2 separate regions of the Homo sapiens genome follow, and region 2 is linked to region 1. Evidence: chromatin contacts called from ENCODE POLR2A ChIA-PET data. All regions are on one chromosome and are shown on one strand. The core of a region is the stretch at or near the end of the contact, and the rest is flanking DNA. Distances in the headings are between cores, read along the strand shown. Region 1 holds the start of DNAJC14 (DnaJ heat shock protein family (Hsp40) member C14). Region 2 holds the start of TMBIM4 (transmembrane BAX inhibitor motif containing 4).

Region 1 (4,646 bases), core at 1,047-3,546:
AATGTAAAATGAAATCTTATAAAGTAATGAAAATCTTATAAAGTAATGAGCCTTTGCCTCCCCCCACCACCCTGCAGCTCTTCAGGGTGAGGGTGGAAAGAACAGGAAGCCCTGGGTGTGTGGAGGGAGGGGTGCTGGGACATTATTGCCCCATCTGCGACTGGGACTTAATACTACCCCACTGGATTGGGAAGGGTGAGGTTAATAGAGAGGGGAGAGGGAGGGAGAACAGGAGAGTATGAGTCATGGTGGGGGTCTCTGGACAGCTGCTCCAGGCCCAGGGCAGAAAGAGGGAAAAAACCAGACACCAAGAGTTTGGGAGGAGGAATTAAGTAGAGACAGTCACCCACAGTTTGTCAGGGTTTTAAAGCCTCAGCTTCATGCTGAGATGGAGTTGTTGGAGGAAGAGGCATCCAGCCACAGTCCTAATCCCACAGCCCCTCATGGAATAAGCAGGGACTTTGCCCACAGACATCTCACATCCTGGTAGCCACTCGCACCTCCCCTTAGGATATTGGTGGGACTTTTCCTACCTCACCCTTCCCCCAGCGGTATCAGGGCTGCCAATGGGATTTGAATTCAAATCCTGAAAGGAGAACACCAAGGAGGAGCTGGCATTTCGGGCACTGTGGGAATGAAGTGGCAAAAATGCAGGCACATTACTTTCTTCAGCTGTCCTTTGGATATCAAGGTCCTTACAGGCTGGAGGGTTGACTCTCGGAGCTCCTCTCCTCAATCTGCTTGGAAGTCTGGGGACCCTGGACAAGCGGGGGTTGGGGAGGGGATGTTAACTACTCACCATCCTGCCAGGATTGAGGAGAGGAGGGGGTGGAAGTGCTTCCCTAGACCTCCAGATGCATCCCTGCTCGGAGGTCCTAGACGCCGGGGGTGCGGCTGTCGGTCAAGAGCACCCCCAGGGTCACTCTGTTGCTGCCTAAACTCTTTCAAGTCGCAGCCCAGGCTCTGTGAGCTAAATGCAACTAGCTTGCAGGGTGGAGAAAGGGGACAGGGCGTGTGTGTTGGGGTGTGTGTTTGTGTTTGTGTGTGTGCGCGCGCGCGTGCGCGCGGTGGGGGGAGGAGGGGTGACATCACAAGGCAGGCCCCTCCAATTCTTTCCCGTGTGTGTGGGGGGACCCAGGTTGCCTACTGCTCTAGTCCAGGACCAGAGACCCCCAACTATATAGCAGGTAAGAGTCTTGAGGGTCACCCCAAGAGTTTTGGAGAAGGGTCTCCGAATACTTAGGAGATGACAACCGGAAGCTCTCAAAGCCCCAATAGGGGTCCCAGCGCCCCCCTAGCTTCAGCTTGGTTTCTTCCACTTTCCAGAGAATTGGAGTATTGTCTCCTGGAGAACCGGGTGGTCGGGATCGTGGACCAGGGAAGGGGCTTTTGCTGGTCGGGGAGCGCCAACTGGGGGTTCATGGGTGGAAAAACTTTCGGATCAAGACGGGGTATAAGGCTAGAGGCGTGTGCAGAGGAGGGGACCGACGGAACGGGGACCCAACTGGGTCTACGTGGGGGCGGGGGCGCTTGTGGACGTCCACCAAATAGCTTGGTATGCAGATGAGATGTCAAGCAGCAGGTAGATGAGTTCAGTGTTCTTTGGCTCACGGGCAAAGTTCTGAGCCGAGCCAAGTTACGCTCCCAGTTCCTAGGCACCGCTCGGTGATCGGGCCTGGGGAGCTGCGACCCGAGGGGCGGATCCAGGTATAAGGGGCAGCTCGCCAGCTGGGTCAAGCGCGGGGGAGGCCGTGGGTTGCTGTGAAAGGAGGGGCAGTGCTGCGGGGCGAGGGAGGGGGCCAGCCGGGGCACCCTCTCCTCTGCTCCACCTCCGCACCGCAGGATACAAAGGGGCCTGTGTCCTCGCAGCTGCCGGCACGGAAGGGATCAGGGCAGTGACTCTTCTGAGCTCCCTGGTTTTGTCTGCAAGGGAAAAAGACTATATGTGGCTCGGTGGCTGCCCTCCATCTCCCAGGAATACAAAGCCTAGGAATACACCCAGAGCAATCCTGAGAGTCTGCCCTTAGTCTGCAGGCATTGGTGCAGAGTCCACCTGCCTTGCTTCCTGCGGTGCAACCTGCGGGAATCCCATTCCCACACGCGGAGGGAGGGGCCTTTAAATGGCGGGGCCAGTACTTCCTTAGGACCGCCTCCTTGGAGTCGACGCAGCCCTAGCTGGATTGGCTTGCCTCTCAGCCAACCGCTATTTCTTTTCCTTCCCGTCTCTTCCCTGGTGACCCCGGAAGTGGAAGTAGGCCCAGGTCGCCGGCGGCCGCGGGGACGGAAGGCGGAAGCAGAGCGTGAGCGGGAGGCGGAGCCGGGAGAGCGGCTCTCGTAGCTCACCCTGGCCCCAGGCCGGGCGGCTCGAGGGGGAGGAGTTACCGCCGTTCTTCGGTACGTCCGTCTTTTTTTTTTTTTTCGTTTTTTTTTGTTTTTTTGAGATGGAGTCTCGCTCTGTCACCCAGACTGGAGTACAGTGGCACGATCTCGGTTCACTGCAACCTCCACCTCCCGGGTTCAAGCGATTCTTCTGCCTCAGCCTCCCGAGTAGCTGGGACTACAGGTGCGCGCCACCACGCCTGGCGAATTTCTGTATTTTTAGTAGAGACGGAGTTTCACCATGTTGGCCAGGCTGGTCTCGAACTCCTGACCTCGTGATCCGCCGGCCTCGGCCTCCCAAAGTGCTGGGATTACAGGCGTGAGCCACGGTGCCCGGCCACCTTCGTCCCTTCTACACAGCCGGTGGGTTCCCTGTTAGTCTTTCTTAGGGGCAGCCCTAAGCTCCGCCCCCAGATTTTCCTCCAGGGCCGCATGGCCCCCACCCATTACTGGAAGTCTGTGGCCCCCTTTCCGGCGGTCTTTCCCATTTTCCTAAGAGTGACCCACCCTCCCCCGACCACACCCTTTACGGTACCTCCCTGTTTCCCTGATTGAAGGTTATAGTTTTCTGGGGAAAGAAGAAAAACTTAAGTGATTTGGAGGAGAGGGGAGGGAGCAAGCAGGGTTGTGGTGAGTCTAGTTTTGGCTTATTGCTAGGAATAGCGAATGCCCCAAAAGAACTTGGGAAAACAAGGGAGGTGGATGAATTAAATGTGTCCACTATTTGAGATTGTTTAATTCCTCTCTTGGTCTCATCCTTGACTGTCTCCACCTTGATATCTGTTACAGGCATCAGAACACACCATGATGGCTGTGACCTAAGACCCTCAGGAAGCCCCGGGGTCATGGCCCAGAAGCACCCCGGAGAAAGAGGGTTGTATGGAGCCCACCACAGTGGTGGTGCCTCCCTCAGGACTTTAGGACCCTCCGTGGACCCTGAAATACCTTCATTCTCAGGACTCAGGGACTCAGCAGGGACTGCTCCTAATGGTACCCGCTGCCTCACAGAGCACTCTGGTCCTAAGCACACACAGCACCCAAACCCAGCCCATTGGTTGGACCCAAGCCATGGCCCCCCAGGGGGTCCAGGACCACCTAGAGATGCAGAGGACCCTGATCAGAGTGAGACGTCTTCAGAAGAAGAATCAGGAGTGGACCAGGAACTCTCAAAAGAAAACGAGACTGGGAACCAGAAGGATGGGAACTCTTTTCTTTCCATTCCATCTGCTTGCAACTGCCAGGGAACACCTGGAATTCCAGAAGGGCCTTACTCTGAGGGAGGAAATGGTTCTTCTAGCAACTTTTGCCACCACTGTACCTCTCCAGCTTTGGGGGAAGATGAGTTGGAAGAGGAATATGATGATGAAGAATCTCTCAAGTTCCCCAGTGATTTTTCACGTGTGTCCAGCGGAAAGAAACCCCCATCCCGGAGACAGCGGCACCGCTTTCCAACGAAGGAGGATACTCGGGAGGGTGGACGTAGGGATCCCAGGTCCCCTGGTCGACATCGGCTGGGTCGGAAACGAAGTCAGGCAGATAAGCGCAAAGGCCTGGGATTGTGGGGAGCCGAGGAACTATGTCAACTTGGACAGGCAGGCTTTTGGTGGCTGATTGAACTGCTGGTATTGGTGGGAGAGTACGTAGAAACTTGTGGCCATCTCATCTATGCCTGCAGGCAACTGAAAAGCAGTGATTTGGACCTTTTTCGAGTTTGGATGGGAGTGTGGACAGGGCGGTTAGGGGGCTGGGCCCAGGTCATGTTTCAGTTTCTAAGCCAGGGGTTTTACTGTGGAGTAGGACTGTTTACTCGTTTTCTTAAGCTGCTGGGTGCTTTGCTGCTCCTGGCTCTGGCCCTCTTTTTGGGCTTTCTACAGTTGGGATGGCGGTTTCTGGTGGGACTAGGTGACCGGTTAGGCTGGAGGGATAAGGCTACCTGGCTCTTCTCTTGGCTGGATTCTCCAGCCTTGCAGCGTTGCTTGACTCTGCTGAGAGATAGCAGGCCATGGCAGCGGCTGGTAAGAATAGTTCAGTGGGGCTGGCTGGAGTTGCCTTGGGTCAAGCAGAATATTAATAGGCAGGGGAATGCACCTGTAGCTAGTGGGCGCTACTGCCAGCCTGAAGAGGAAGTGGCTCGACTCTTGACCATGGCTGGGGTTCCTGAGGATGAGCTAAACCCTTTCCATGTACTGGGGGTTGAGGCCACAGCATCAGATGTTGAACTGAAGAAGGCCTATAGACAGCTGGCAGTGATGGTGAGTACCCTTCTG
Region 2 (5,143 bases), core at 408-2,907, about 10 Mb before region 1:
GAGAGTGACTAAAGAGATAGAGGCCATATCCCATTCACCTATCCATTCAACAAACTAAACTAAAACGAGGGGCCGGACACAGTGGCTAACGCCTGTGATCTCAGCACTTTGGGAGGTCGAGGTAGGGGGATCACTTGAGCCCAAGTTCGAGACCAGCATGGGCAACATGGCGAAATTCCGTCACTACAAAAAATACAAAAAATTACCCGGGGGTGGTCACCTGACCTCAGGAGGTCAAGGCTGCTGTGAGCCGAGATAGAGCCACCGCACTCCAGCCTGGGTGACAGACTGAGACTCTATCTCAAAACAAACCAACAAAAACAAATTAAAATGATATGCTTGTAAAATGTTTGTAAAATCATAAAAGATAAAGTGTTTTTTTGTTTTGTTTTGTTTTTCTTGTCATTGTGGAAGTGACGTTAGTTCTTTTGGCAAAGGCTTCTGAGAACATCAAGTTTAAGGATTTAGTTTAGAATAGACTGTTCCACAACTGTTCTGAATTCCACTTGCTAAGTGTTCGGGTGTTGTGGTTAAGGTGAGGACTGGGCAATGTGGGTAGATCAGAGTAAACTCATCAAAACAATTCCAAGGGACCCTAGGATGACACTACTCTGGGTATGTCTACACCTCTTTATATTGGAATGACAACAATATCATGAATATTCACTCTAATCCATTGTATTTGCCACCATCATCTCTCTCTTACAGTAATACAACTTTATCCCCTTTTCTCTGCCTTTGGTAATGGCCCTCTTCAATGTATTCTACTTCTGGCCTAGGATGATCTGGCCTTTGTTTATCTATCCAGCCTCATTCTTTGCCACCTGTCCCCTACACCAGCTGAGCTTCACCGTCTCCCTCTTTGCAGACGTTGGTCCCTTGAGGCCCAGCCTACATCACTGCTCTTTCTCTGGTTGGCTCCTACTTGCCTTTCAGGATTAAATATTACTTCATTCAGAAAGCCTGGTTTATAGAAAGTGCTCAATAAATGTAGGTATTATTATTATTTTAAAATAATAGAAGTAAAAATGCATCCTCGGTGTGATTATTGAAAAAGTGGATGAATGAGATGGGTATTTGTTGAGTGGATGGGTGACTGGGACATGGGTTCTATCACTTTAGCAACTCTCCAAGGTGAAAGGACTTAAAGTGTGTTCAGGCTGGGCGCGGTGGCTCACGCCTGTAATCTCAGCACTTTGGGAGGCCGAGGCGGGCGGATCACGAGGTCAGCAGATCGAGACCATCCTGGCTAACATGGTGAAACCTCGTCTCTGCTAAAAATATAAAAAAATTAGCCTGGCGTGGTGGCAGGCGCCTGTAATCTCAGCTATTCGGGAGGCTGAGGCAGGAGAACCGCTTGAACCCGGGAGGCGGAGGTTGCGGTGAGCCGAGATCGTGCCATTGCACTCCAGCCTGGGCAACAAGAGTGAAACTCCATCTCAAAAAAAAAAAAAAAAGTGTGTTGAGAAAAGTTTCACTTCAGATGACGCCGGGAATGTAAACCGTTTTCTCTTCCATTCTAACTCGGAGCCATCCCCGCTTTCTCCGCCCAGCTGGAATTTTTGAAGCGAGAAAATCGACTCGCTCGGTGTTCGCCCGCCGACGCCGCACGGCTTGCTGGGGCTGGGCTCTTCCTCGCGGAAGTGGGGAGGAGGCGGTTGCGGTTAGTGGACCGGGACCGGTAGGGGTGCTGTTGCCATCATGGCTGACCCCGACCCCCGGTACCCTCGCTCCTCGATCGAGGACGACTTCAACTATGGCAGCAGCGTGGCCTCCGCCACCGTGCACATCCGAATGGGTACGTTGTCCCCTCTCCAGTGCCTCCCAGCCGCTTGTCTGCACTGCTCGGCCTCTAGAAGCCGACTTCCGGCTTCCGAGGGAGAGCGGCCATCTCCTGGGACTCACAGGGAGTGCTCACTGAGCTCCCGGCCCTCCTTCTCCGGGTACCAGAGGACTGGCGCCCTCCTCAGGGAGTCGGGGAGGCGCTTCCTCCCCTCCTAGCGGGTGTGGGAGGGCGCCAGGCCCAGAAGGCTTGCGGCTGTCCTGTGTGCGCCCCGGCTCCCCAGCGGGCGCCGCGGTGTAGGAAGGGACAGATGGAAACCGCCGCAGCCTGAATTTGGCATCTTGAAGTGAAAAGAAACGTCGTGGAAATGAGTCGGTTGATCACTGTGACTGACGTACACACGAGTGGAATCCACGGCCTGATGTTTTTGTTCTGTGGGGTTTCGCGTTACAGGCTTATATTTACCGTCCTGTGCTAGGCTGGAAGCTCCCTGACGGCACTATTTCCTCTCCGCAGGGCCCAGAATGCAACAGGTCTTTGAGGATTATTGAGGAAGTTGCTCAACACAGAAGCTTCCTAAGTCAGTCTAAATTGTGTTTTAAGTTATTACGTAGTAGCCAATGGGCAGAAATTTTTGAATTTAAAATGCTCAGCTTCATCTACGTGGAAGCCATTGCCTGCTCTAGTTTGGTCATTTGATCGCCGAAACAGCCCCAGACTTTCAGCCTGTTTAGGCAGCTGGAACTTGTTCTGGAAAAGGAAAGATGAAGATAGTTCTGATGTGCTAAGAATCTTAGTGCCTAGAACTTGTTCTGGAAAAGGAAAGATGAAGATAGTTCTGATGCACCAAGAATCTTGGTGCCTAGCATTTATATTTTTGGAATTGAATTTTGAAATTATTTTGGCCAGTGAACTCAGCTTTTTTTTAAAAAAAATTAATTGTGGTAAAATACAGGTAACATAAAATTTACCGTCTTAACTATTTTTAAGTGTATAGTTCAGTAGTGTTAAGTTATTCACATGGTTGTGCACTGTTAAAAGAAAAACTTTAGACACATTAAATCTAACGGAGTTTGAGCACAGAATGATTTGCGAATTGGGCAGGTCCCGGAACCAGAATAAGGTTCAGAGTGATGAGTCCTGCCGCTTGGTGGGAGAAAATTTATGGAGAGAGAAAGTAAAGTGAGGTACAGAAAATAGAAGTGAGGTACAGAAAGAGTTGATTGGTTACAGCTTGGTTTTTGCCCGTTTGAACATGGTTTGAACACGTGGCCATCTTTGGCTGAAACTCAGTGATTGGTTCAAGCGTAGGTTACAGCCTGTTTACTAGGTTATAGTTCACTATATACCGAGAACCCCTAGGCTGAACTTAAAATATCTAAAGGCATAGCTTTAGACTAAACTTATATACCATCCAATATCCAGAACTTTTTAATCTTGCAAAACTGAAACTCTATACCTATTAACTCCCCATTCCTTCCTTCCCCCAGTCCCTGGAACCACCATTTCACTTTCTCTCTCTGTGAATTTGGCTACTCTAGATACAATCAGTATTTGTTTTTTTGTGGTTGGCTTTTTTCAATTAGCATAATGTCTTCAAATACATCCATGTTGTGGCATATGTCAGAATTTCCTTTTTTTTTTTTTTTGAGACAGGGTCTCGCTTTGCCACCGAGGCTGGAGTGCAGTGGTGAGATCACTGCTCACTGCAGCCTCTACCTTCTGGGCTCAGGTGATCCTCCCGCCTCAGCCTCTCGAGTAGTTGGGATTACAAATGCAGGTCACCAGGCCTGGCTAATTTTTTTGTACTTTTGGTAGAGACGGGTTTCTCCATGTTGCCCCATCCGATCTTGAACTCCTGGACTCAAGCGATCCTCCCACCTCAGCCTCCCAAAGTCCTGGGATTACAGGCATGAGCCACTGCACCTGGCTGCAGAATTTCCTTTTTAAGACAGTAGTAGTACTTTGTATGTATATACCAAATTTTGTTTATTCATCCATTGATGGACATTTGTGTTGCTTCTACCTCTTGACTACTTTGAATAGTGCTGTCATGAATATAGGTGTGCACATACCTCTTCAAGACCGTGCTTTAATTCTTTTGAATATATACCCAGAAGTGGAATTGCTGGATTGTGTGGTAGTTCTATTTTTAATTATTTAAGGAACGGCCATACTGTTTTTGATAGGGGCTACATCATTTTACATTCTCAGCAACAGTGCACAAGGGTTCACCTTTTTCTACATCCTTGCCAACACATTCCGTTCTTTTCTTTCTTTTTAAAATGAAAATAGCCATCAAATGAGTGTGAGGTGGTATGTCCTTTTGGTTTTGATTTGCATTTCTCTAATGATTTAATGATGTTGCACATTTTAAAAGTATGCGTGTGGGGCATTTATACATTTTCCTTGGAGAAATGTTATTCAAGTCCTTTGCCCAATTAATTTTTTAAAAGCAATTTTAGGTTCATAGCAAAATTTAGCAGAAAGAACAGAGTTCTTATATACCCTTTCTGCTTTTCCCCAAGCCTCTTGCACTAATAACGTTCTGTACCAGAGTGGTATGTTTGTTACAATCAGTGAACCTAGACTGGACACCTCATTATCACCCAAGACCAAGGTTTACGTTAAGGTTCGCTCTTAGTGTTGTATATTCTATGAGTTTGACAAATGTTTAATGACATGTATCCACCATGATAGTATCATACAGAATAGTTTCACTGCCTTCCTCTGTGCTCTGCCTGTTCATCCCTCCCTTCCTGCTGATCTTCTATTGTCTCCATAGTTTTGTCTTTTCCCAAATGCTGTATAGTTGGAATTATCATGTAACCTTTCAAATTGGCCTTTTTCACTTATAATATGCGTTTAAGGTTTTCTACATGTCTTTGCATGGCTTGATAGCTCATTTTTCTTTAGTGCTGAATACTATTCCATTGTTTGGATGCATTACAGTTTATTCATTCACCTACTGAAGGAAATCTTGCCTGCTTCCAAGTTTTGTCAATAAAGCTGCTTTGTAAACATCCATGTGCAGGTTTTTGTGTGGACATAAGTTTTCAACTCATTTGGGTAAATACCAAGCAGCACAATTGCCGTGTTGTATAGTAAGAGAATGTTTAGTTTCATAAGACATCACCAAGCTGTCTTACAAAGTGGCTGTACTATTTTGCACTTCCACCAGCAATGAATGAGAGTTCTTGTTGGTTCCACATACTCGTCAGCATTTGATGATATCAGTGTTTTAGATTTTGACCATTTAATAGGTGTGTAGTGGCATCTCCTTGTTGCTTTAACTTGTAATTCTCTAATGACTTATAATGTTGAGCATCTTTTCATATACTTATTTGCCATTTGTGTTTC

The links. ChIA-PET counts read pairs that join two places held with the same protein, here RNA polymerase II (POLR2A).
Region 2: POLR2A ChIA-PET joins it to region 1 with 5 read pairs in B cell. The contact joins the promoter of TMBIM4 here to the promoter of DNAJC14 in region 1. POLR2A ChIA-PET finds 5 or more read pairs at or near these places in 2 of 52 experiments (B cell and BJ).

What each region holds. Positions count from the first base shown.
Region 1 is chr12:55,827,237-55,831,882 of GRCh38, reverse strand. DNAJC14 (DnaJ heat shock protein family (Hsp40) member C14) reads left to right here and starts at 2,296. Exons shown (of 7, transcript NM_032364.6): 1 at 2,296-2,394; 2 at 3,169-4,631. The coding sequence starts at 3,225. It also overlaps the pseudogene TMEM198B. RefSeq lists enhancers at 829-1,028, 983-1,720 and a silencer at 2,249-2,358.
Region 2 is chr12:66,166,510-66,171,652 of GRCh38, reverse strand. It overlaps TMBIM4 (transmembrane BAX inhibitor motif containing 4), which reads left to right and starts at 1,657. Exons shown (of 7, transcript NM_016056.4): 1 at 1,657-1,798. The coding sequence starts at 1,702. RefSeq lists enhancers at 1,676-1,755, 1,399-1,923, 2,406-2,505.